3 separate regions of the Homo sapiens genome follow, and regions 1 and 3 are each linked to region 2. The links are chromatin contacts, found by Hi-C or POLR2A ChIA-PET in ENCODE. All regions are on one chromosome and are shown on one strand. The core of a region is the stretch at or near the end of the contact, and the rest is flanking DNA. Distances in the headings are between cores, read along the strand shown. Region 1 holds the start of LINC00630 (long intergenic non-protein coding RNA 630). Region 2 holds the start of HNRNPH2 (heterogeneous nuclear ribonucleoprotein H2). Region 3 holds the start of BEX4 (brain expressed X-linked 4).

Region 1 (2,942 bases), core at 152-2,651, 1.4 Mb after region 2:
AGAGGAGTAAACCTGTGGGCCTATTTTAAGTCCCATCCCTGAAGGCAAAGCTGAACAAGTGCCTCCTGAAGGGCAGCTTACTACCAAGAAGTTGAAGGGAGAGGGCTTGGGCAGAGTATCATGTGTCTCCTTCCAGATTCTCCAATCGGATAAGTCATTCCTGCCGTAGAGAGGAGTGAGTGTGTAGAGGCTACATGTATTTTTGTCATGGATGTATTTTCCACATGGAAAAACATACCAGGAATGAAGGATAAGAATTTCCTTAAGGCAGGGCTGGGTGCGGTGGCTCACGCCTGTAATCCCAGCACTTTGGGAGGCCGAGGCGGGTGGATCACGAGGTCAGGAGATCGAGGCCAGCTTGACTAACATGGTGAAACCCTGTCTCTACTAAAAATATAAAAATTAGCTGGGTGTGGTGGTAAGCGCCTGTAATCCCAGCTACTCGGGAGGCTGAGGCAGGAGAATCGCTTGAACCTGGGAGGCAGAGGTTGCAGTGAGCTGAGATTGCGCCGTGCACTCCAACCTGGGCGATAGAGCGAGACTCCGTCTCAAAAAAAAAAAAAAAAAAAAAAATTTCCTTAAGGCAAACTACTGTGTGTTTTAATTGACTGGATTCCTGCCTACTAAATGATTATATTATTCTAGTCCGGCCTCCCTGAAATAACTGTATTATTACTCAAATGACAGTTTTTGTGTTTCTAGATCATTCAGTCACTTGATTATAAACAATCTGTTTTCTGCCACAGAAAACCAACTGCCTAGTATAGTGTGTGAGTTGTACATGTTCCTCCTCAGAGGGCTAGCTCATCTCCCAGAGTCCTAGGACACCTCTCTGGGCTTCTGTGTACTGATGATACTCCTCTAAGGTCACTTTTTTTTTTTTTTTTTTTTGAGAATCTCGGCTCACTGCAAGCTCCGCCTCCCGGGTTCACACCGTTCTACTGCCTCAGTCTCCTGAGTAGCTGGGACTACAGGCGCTCGCCACCACGCCCGGCTAATTTTTTGTATTTTTAGTAGAGATGGGGTTTCACCGTGTTAGTCAGGATGGTGTCGATCTTCTGACCTCGTGATCCTCCCGCCTCGCCCTCCCAAAGTACTGGGATTACAGGCATGAGCCACCGCGCCCGGCCCCCTTAGGTCACTTTTAAAGCAAAATTCCTGACAACATGGACTTCCTTTCCTCTACCATAATGAGTAGAGAGTCTTGAAAATTGCCCGGATCCCAGCCTCTAATTGGTATGTTTTCTCAGGGAGTTATCTGAAGAATGAAGGTGTTTTGCTTTAAGGGATAGGCTGGGGATGGAGGAGCGGGTTGTGCATAGTCATTTTCAGGTGTGGAAGACAAGCCAGTGCTACGCGGTTGCCATAGTAACCTGACGTCATATTAGCGACGGTGACGACTTTTTATTGAGACCAATTTGGCCTGGGGAGAACCGCCTTCAGGCGTTTGGACTCAGTGGAGGTTGTGAGTGCCCAGCAGTGTGGCCTGAATCTCCGTGGGGTTTAGGGAGACGAAAGGACCCCAGATCGACGTCCCCTCGTTCCCACTTTGGGGATCGGCGCTCTGGCTGTTTCGTGAAGGAGAGAGAGGTGGGTCTCTTCTGGCCCCAGTGAGTGTGGTGTCCTGCTCCAGGGTGTCCCGGGGCTACTTTCCCTGTAAAGGCGGGACGCGGGAGGATGAGACAGGTAAAGACCCTCTCTGAGCCCAGTTTCCCACTCTGTAAAATGGAAATAAAAATGCTCACCCACAGGATTGCTGAAACCTTCAGTGATAACATAGGTGCAAGACGATAGCCCTGTGGTTATTGCAGGATCAGGAATGCCTGTATGAAGTCAGGCCTCTTCTTGTTCTGTTTCAAACTTTCTTACAGTATAGACAAGGGAGAAACTTTATGTTTAACATGCATTTATGATAAGTTTATATATATATTTCTGACTGCATAAATAATAACCAGTGATTCCCATCAACACTATCAAATGAATGTTGAAATATAAAGTTAGTTAGAAGGCCTTCCTACCAATTTGAGATTATAATATGCATTCTCCCATATCTGTTGTATAATAAATTTGTTTATGAACTATAACTTATAAAGTGTCAATTAAAAAGTCATATGATGTTTTGATATATTTTATACATTGTAGAATGGCTGAATCAAGCTAATAAACCTATGCATTACCTAATGTACTTTTTTTTGTGGTGAACACTTAAAATCTACCCTTTTAGCAGTTTTCAAGTGTACAATATATTTTTATTAACCATGGTCACTATGATGTACAATAGATCCCTTGAATTTATCCCTCCTCTCTAACTGAAATTTTGTATCCATTGACCAACATCTCCCCAAACCCCTCCCCAGCCTCTGTCTGGTAATTACTGTTCTACTCTCTGCTTCTATGAGTTCAACTTATTTAGATTCCATATACAAGTGAGATTACGTGGTATTTGTCTTGCTGTGCCTGGCTTATTTCACTTAATGTCCTCCAGGTTCATCCATGTTGTCACAAATGACAGGATTTCCTTCTTTTTTCAAAAAGCTGAATAGTACGCCATTGTGTGCATGTATGACATTTTCTTTATTCATCTGTTGGTGGATACTTAGGTTGATTCCATACCCTGGCTATTGTGAATAATGCTGCAGTGAACATGGGAGTACATACATCTGTTTGAGGTACTAATTTCATTTCCTTTGGATATATACTCAGAAGGGGGACTGCTGGATCATTTGGTAATTCTATTTTTAGTTTTTTTCAGGAATGACCATACTGTTTCTGTAATATCTGTATAAATTTACATTCCCAGTATTGTACAAGGGTTCCATTTTTTTCCACATCCTTGTGAACACTTACCATCTTCTGTTTTTTTAAATAATGGCCATCCTAACAAGTGTGAGGTGATATCTTGTTATGGTTTTAATGTGCATTTCCCTGACAATTAGTGATAT
Region 2 (3,181 bases), core at 171-2,670:
AGAAAAATACACATATTCATTCAGATTTGTAGATTTACATTCATTTTCCCATTGAACATTTGCTCTGTAAGCGCAGTTGAATGGTCAAGCGCTGTGCTATGTACTTTAAATAGGTTATCTCCTTGAAAACTCACCTGTGTGAGATAAGAACTATTTTTCAGATTTTTTTTGTCAGCTCCCTGAAATTAAAAGGTTGTAATCCCAATTTACAGATAAGGATTGTGAGGGTCAGATATGTTCAATACCTATCTAATCCAGCCTCAACCCTCACGCAAAGGTGTAAATGTATAAAGTTCCTCCATGTCAACCTTCCAGCCTGATGCCACGCTCATGGGCGAGGTGGGAGAGATCTCAGCGACCTTATGGTCTCTCTAACTCCCTCGAGATACTGCCGAGAAATCCACGACCCCAAAAGGAGAAAAAATGGCACGAATCTTAGTTCCCCATTCCTCCTACCCACCCTAGATGTTCTAACGGTTAGCACCCGGCAGAGGAAGAGCAGAAGTTCACAAGAAGGGTCTGAATAGAACCGGGCAGGGCTACTTTGGGCACACTGCCTATGGGGTGGCCCTGCTCTGCAAGGAGCAGTGAAAAAAGAGAACCGGGCAGGGAGAGAGAGAAAGAGAGAGGAAAGAAGAGAAAGAGAAAGAGAAGGAGAACGAGAGAGAGAGAGAGAGAGAAAGAAACAGGGGCCGCTGGCCGGACTCCCATCCCAGGAAAGGTCACACAGAGAAAGTTTAGGGCTAGTCCTGATTCGGGACAGTTTGCTGGGGATAAAAAAGCAGCAGCAGAGTCGGGTGGGGGAGCTCTCCCTCGGGCTCAACTGTTCCCGTTGAGACTCTCCAGTTCCCCAAACACACCCAAACACATGGAAAAGCAAAGGGAAGGGAGTACCCAATATCTGATACCTGATGCAGGAATCTGGCTCTTCCTGGCAGTCAAGGTTGCACATGAAGCGCTCCCAGTGCAGCCAGCCCATGGTAGGCGTCCTTGCCAATCCATTGTCCAGTGCTCTAGCCCCAGGGATGTCCCAGGAAACGAGGGCCAGGAAGCGAAGCGCAAGCGCGCAGCCCAGATGTAGTTCTGGGTTCCTCAGCTGCATTGTCACGGTGACCGGACAGCATAAATTTCCGCGGGTAACCTGGGCTTTTAAGATTAACCTCAGGGGCGGACCAATCACCGATGACTTATTAAATAATGACGTTATTGTTTCTCTGGCAACTGGGACGGTTATCCCCAGAGGTAGACCAATAATCAGTCACGTAAGACGTTCCGCTAACCAATCACCCTCTTCCTTTCTTGATATTGACCCGCCCTATTTCCATACCAGAAGGAAGTGCGGCACCTTAGTGATCCCGAGTTTAAGCCGAGAGTTGCTCACGTGACCGAGATCTCACATGACGTAGGCGCTCACGTGATTACTCGCTTACGTGAGCAGAAGTAGTTCTGGTCGTCGTCTACCGTCTCGCTATAGCCGTTTGAGGGAAGAAGGAGGAAAATTACCCGGTATCGTTAGAGGTTGGTGTGTGGGTGGGAACTGGGGACCCAGGGGTGGTGATGATGAAGACCAGAGCGGGGTTCGGGGGCCGCCTCCGCCTCTTTCGTTCTCTGCTTTCCCCTCCCCCCTCGCGCTCTCTCCCTCCTCCCCCCCATCTCAGTGCCGGGAAGCCGCCTGTGCTGCGCCTGGTGGGGAAATGGTGGACGCTCATGACTGTGTATGTGTTTTTGTATATCTGTCTGTCTGGGCCGGTCTCGGGGGACCCCTAAGGGTGACCGTAAGGCGAAAAACGTTTGAAAACCACGGCCCTGAGTTAAGAAAAACAGATACTGAAAATAGTGGTCTGAGTGCTGGTCTATCCATTCAGGCACTCAGTCTCCACTGCCTGATTGTCTGTAAGGGGAGGCCCCAAGTGAATTTTATCTGTAGAGTCACATCTAGGCAAATGCGTGCTTGACAAAGGCGCCCAATAAATTACTTTACTGAATAGAGTATTTGAATAATGTTTATTTTTCTGCTGATAACAACAATCTACATATTCAATTTCGAACATTTGAAAAATAACAATATAGTATAAAATTTAAAAATACACATAATTCACCACCCGGAGACGACTGCTCAACCTGATGTCGTTACAGTTTTTTAAAAAATGTGTATAACACACATATAAATACACAAATTCTTAACTCACAAAGAGTCCTGGTTCCCACTTTAGCCAGCAGTCCTGATGGCCTTCCCAGGAGACGCAGTAATGAAGTAGAACCTCTCTGCCCCTACAGAAGGGCTCTTAAGGAATAGAGCGGTGCAGGGAATTAAATGGGACGGGTTATCCCAGGGATAAGGCAAGCAAAAAAAAAAAAAAAAATCCTGCAAAATGAAATAAAAAAACAGCTTGTAAATCTGTCACTGAGACCTTAGGATGGTTAATAGGAAAACTGTTATCACTGCAGATGCAGTGTGCTAGGCACATAATCGGCAATCAGTAAATGTTTGTTAAATCGTTTCCTCAGTGTAGTTTTATGGCCGTTATTACACTTTGTACTTTGTTTCCAAGAGGCCCAGTGCTCCCAGACCATTTCAGATAAACCATCCACATACAAAATTAGAAAATTTTATAAAATTTCCTATACCAAATCCCAGAAATGCAAACATTTTAATTTGTTTTATGTTACTTTTTTTGCTGAAGTAAAAGTAATTATTTCTGTAGAAATTTAAGGCTGCATAAAAAAATTGGAAAAATAACATGGAAAATCCATAAACCTCCCACTCAGAGTAACCACTAATATGTTCTTTCTAACTTAAAAAGAAAAAATCCCAGTACAGCAAATGTAAAGAATTAAAACTGTATAGAAGTATATAGGGTAAAAAGCGAAAAGCCCACTTCACCCCCCCACCCTTCAGTTCTCTCAAAAACAAGTTTGCTTCCAGATCTTTTATTTATTTACATACGTATATACATGCATGCCAATCTTTTACTATAAGTAGGATCATACTATGTATATTCTTTTATTTAATGTATTTTGGAGATCTTTCTGGGTCAAGGCAGATAGATTTTTTTTAAATGGCTGCATTGCATTCCAGTTTAAGGATAAAGTATAATTCATTCAGCCATTCCTCTAATGATGGCTATTTAGGTTTCCAATTTTCTGCCATTACTAACAGTGCTGCAAGGAACATTTGTAA
Region 3 (3,090 bases), core at 80-2,579, 1.8 Mb after region 2:
TTTGGCAACCAATCAAAATGCGCATATCTTATTTGTATCTTGATTCAAACAAACTGTTAAAAAAAACTATAATACAATTGGGTATTTGAACACAGATTAGACATAAAATGATATTAAGGAATTGTGAATTATTAAATGTGACAACAGTATTGTGGTTATATGCTAAAAAGAAGAAAACCCTTATCTTGTAGATACATACTTTGAAATATTTATGCCTAAAGTGATATTATGTCTAGAATTTGCTTCAGAAATAATTTTAAGGTTGGGAAGCGGGTAAGATAAAGACGAAATAAGATTGGCCATGAGTTGTTAACTGTGGAATCTGAGTGAGGACTAGTACATGGGGTTTGCATTATACTATTCCATTTTTCCAAATGTTCGAAATTTTCCATTAAAGTTAAGATAAAGTTAAACTATAAAGACTGTTTCTTAAACAAAAAAGGGGCCGGGCGCTCACGCCTGTAATCCCAGCACTTTGGGAGGCCGAGGCGGGCGGATCACGAGGTCAGGAAATCCAGACCATCCTGGCTAACACGGTGAAACCCCGTCTCTACTAAAAATACAAAAAATTAGCCGGGCGTGGTGGCGGGCGCCTGTAGTCCCAGCTACTCGGGAGGCTGAGGCAGGAGAATGGCGTGAGCCCGGGAGGCGGAGCTTGCAGTGAGCCGAGATCGCGCCACTGCACTCCAGCCTGGGCGACAGAGCGAGACTCTGCCCCACCCCCCAAAAAAAGGAACAGAACAGAAAGGTATTAAGAAGAATTAGAAAAAAAATCCACTGTCCTTGACTCATTTCCTGTCCCCCCCCAAACGTTCTGGTGTGGAGAAAAGGATGAGCATTGGTAACAAGTACCACAGTTTGCCATTGGGGTGGGCGGGACTGATGCTCTCTTTATTTAAATTTTTGACATCTTGCTCATCATAAATTTTCTTGCAATAATTGTTTTTTAAAATGTTGCATTAAAATGTTATTTTTCTTGACTGCTGAGGAATTTTGCACCCCTTTAAATTCTGCGCCCGCGTCCTGGTTGGGAGATGTGGGGAAAATCCTGGGAGCCCAGGACAGGGAGAGGCAAGTCCCCACAGAAGTGGGAATGGCCAACAGCTCCCTGAGAAGACAGCTTCCCTCTTGGGGAGGCAGAGGAAGTCCCAAGAATACACAAAGACAGGAGAGTGGAAGGGCCGGCCAGTCTGGAGATACTAAAAGAGACTCCGGATGAGGATAGGGGCTGACCCGAAAGCCCCGCCTGACTCCGGGCTGCAGGAGGGGGCGTGGGACGGGGGCGGAGCCGTTGGCGATGACAACAGCCCCACGTGACCGGCCAACACTGAGTGTTGTCTCGCTCTGGCGTCAGAGCCGTCGTGGCTCGTTCCATTCTCGGCGGTGGTACCTGCTCCCGGTGGCCCTGAGGACGTGTGGGCCAGGGGCGGCCCCGAAATTAGGAAGCGGAGGGGGAGCAGGTAAGGAACCCGGCGGGGGGTCCCTGGGGTTGGTGTGAGGGAGTGGCTCCGGCCTGCGGATGCCCACCCCGGGGGAGCCGTGCGGAGAAGCAATCGGTCCGCGATGCAGCCCCCGGGCCCCGCGGCGGGCCCGCGAGCCTTCCTTGAGCGGAGAGGTGCCCGGCCCGGAGGGAGCCGGCGGTCCTGGGGCTACGACCCTTCGGAAACACCTGCCTACGCCATCAGCGCAAGCTTTTCCGACACCCCTGCCCCGCACTTCTTGGTGCAGAAAATGGTGGTCAGCTTGCGGGGCGGGGCGGCTGAGGCGGGGGGCGAGGGTGGCGAGGAGGGCCAGGGCCAGGGCCAGGGCCAGGGCCTCGGGGCGGGGCGGGGGAGGGGCCGGATGGCGGTAGTTCCTAGCTAGCGTTCTGCTGCAGCAGCCCCCACTTCCCCCACCCCGGCAGTCTGCAGGTCTGCGGGGCTAAGTGTCGCGGCGGCGCACCTCGCGTCAAGAATCCGGAGGAGGAGACTGCAAGGATAGGCCCAGGTCGGTGCGAGGGTCGGTGGTGAGGCGGGGGCCGGAACGTGAGGAAAGCCCAGTCTGAGACCCTAATCCATGCCTTCACCCTCGCCCCCCTCTACCCCATGCAACCCTCCCCTTCCCACACGCCATCCTCGTCCTCCATTTTGCTGCCTGCGGAAGCCTGGAGATGGATCTACAGGGAAAATGGTGGGCTTTGCGGAAGGGAGGGGCTCGGATTGAGGGCACCCCACAGGGCATACTGGCTTCTCAGGTGGAAAAAAATGAAATGTTAGAGTATAAAGTCAAGTCCAGGGCTCTGAATTTTAAAAGGTGCCTAGTAGGGCCTCTGTCCTCAGTGCTTATCAGTCCACCAAGAATTCAGCCCATTTTCTCTCTCTTGTCTCCTAGGAGTAATGGAGTCCAAAGAGGAACTAGCGGCAAACAATCTCAACGGGGAAAATGCCCAACAAGAAAACGAAGGAGGGGAGCAGGCCCCCACGCAGAATGAAGAAGAATCCCGCCATTTGGGAGGGGGTGAAGGCCAGAAGCCTGGAGGAAATATCAGGCGGGGGCGAGTTAGGCGACTTGTCCCTAATTTTCGATGGGCCATACCTAATAGGCATATTGAGCACAATGAAGCGAGAGATGATGTAGAAAGGTTTGTAGGGCAGATGATGGAAATCAAGAGAAAGACTAGGGAACAGCAGATGAGGCACTATATGCGCTTCCAAACTCCTGAACCTGACAACCATTATGACTTTTGCCTCATACCTTGAATCCTAAAAGTTTTCGCTGAGGTTAATGTGAACACTGCTTTACAAGCTTGTATTTTTGTGATTTACTTTTTCTGTAAGCCTTTTGGGGTTTACACTTACCAGTTTCTAATGGAAATTAGAATTCTAATTGAATATTGTTTTGTCTCAGCCTAAAAGTTACGGTCAGCATGGCAATTCACCTATTTTAGGAAAAATACTCTTTTCATAATATGAAATGCATAAAGCAGTTCAAAAAGCAGTCTGTATTCCATCATCTTCCTTTTTCATTCCAGTCCTTATTTTTGTAAGTATTACTTTTCCTCCTCCGGCTACCTGGACTCAAAATCTCAGTTGTCTTTGACAGTTTTTTTCT

What was found. A loop is a pair of places that touch in the nucleus more often than their neighbours do. ChIA-PET counts read pairs that join two places held with the same protein, here RNA polymerase II (POLR2A). Pooled maps may share reads with other maps.
Region 1: a map of naive thymus-derived CD4-positive, alpha-beta T cell shows a loop between it and region 2 (28-fold over the local background). The contact joins the promoter of LINC00630 here to the promoter of HNRNPH2 in region 2. A Hi-C loop is called at or near these places in 1 of 168 maps with a recorded cell type or tissue (naive thymus-derived CD4-positive, alpha-beta T cell) and 10 of 50 pooled maps. POLR2A ChIA-PET finds 5 or more read pairs at or near these places in 1 of 52 experiments (T-cell).
Region 3: a map of CD8-positive, alpha-beta T cell shows a loop between it and region 2 (4-fold over the local background). The contact joins the promoter of BEX4 here to the promoter of HNRNPH2 in region 2. A Hi-C loop is called at or near these places in 3 of 168 maps with a recorded cell type or tissue (CD8-positive, alpha-beta T cell, breast epithelium and naive thymus-derived CD4-positive, alpha-beta T cell) and 7 of 50 pooled maps.

What each region holds. Positions count from the first base shown.
Region 1 is chrX:102,767,752-102,770,693 of GRCh38, forward strand. LINC00630 (long intergenic non-protein coding RNA 630) reads left to right here and starts at 1,402. Exons shown (of 12, transcript NR_146589.1): 1 at 1,402-1,590. All of the region lies in intron 8 of ARMCX5-GPRASP2 (ARMCX5-GPRASP2 readthrough), which reads left to right.
Region 2 is chrX:101,406,802-101,409,982 of GRCh38, forward strand. It overlaps HNRNPH2 (heterogeneous nuclear ribonucleoprotein H2), which reads left to right and starts at 1,421. Exons shown (of 2, transcript NM_019597.5): 1 at 1,421-1,518. The region is part of intron 3 of RPL36A-HNRNPH2 (RPL36A-HNRNPH2 readthrough); the gene reads left to right. It overlaps GLA (galactosidase alpha), which reads right to left and starts at 1,124. Exons shown (of 7, transcript NM_000169.3): 1 at 909-1,124. The coding sequence starts at 1,102.
Region 3 is chrX:103,213,779-103,216,868 of GRCh38, forward strand. BEX4 (brain expressed X-linked 4) reads left to right here and starts at 1,330. Exons shown (of 3, transcript NM_001080425.4): 1 at 1,330-1,460; 2 at 1,904-1,986; 3 at 2,371-3,090. The coding sequence starts at 2,376. The coding sequence ends at 2,738.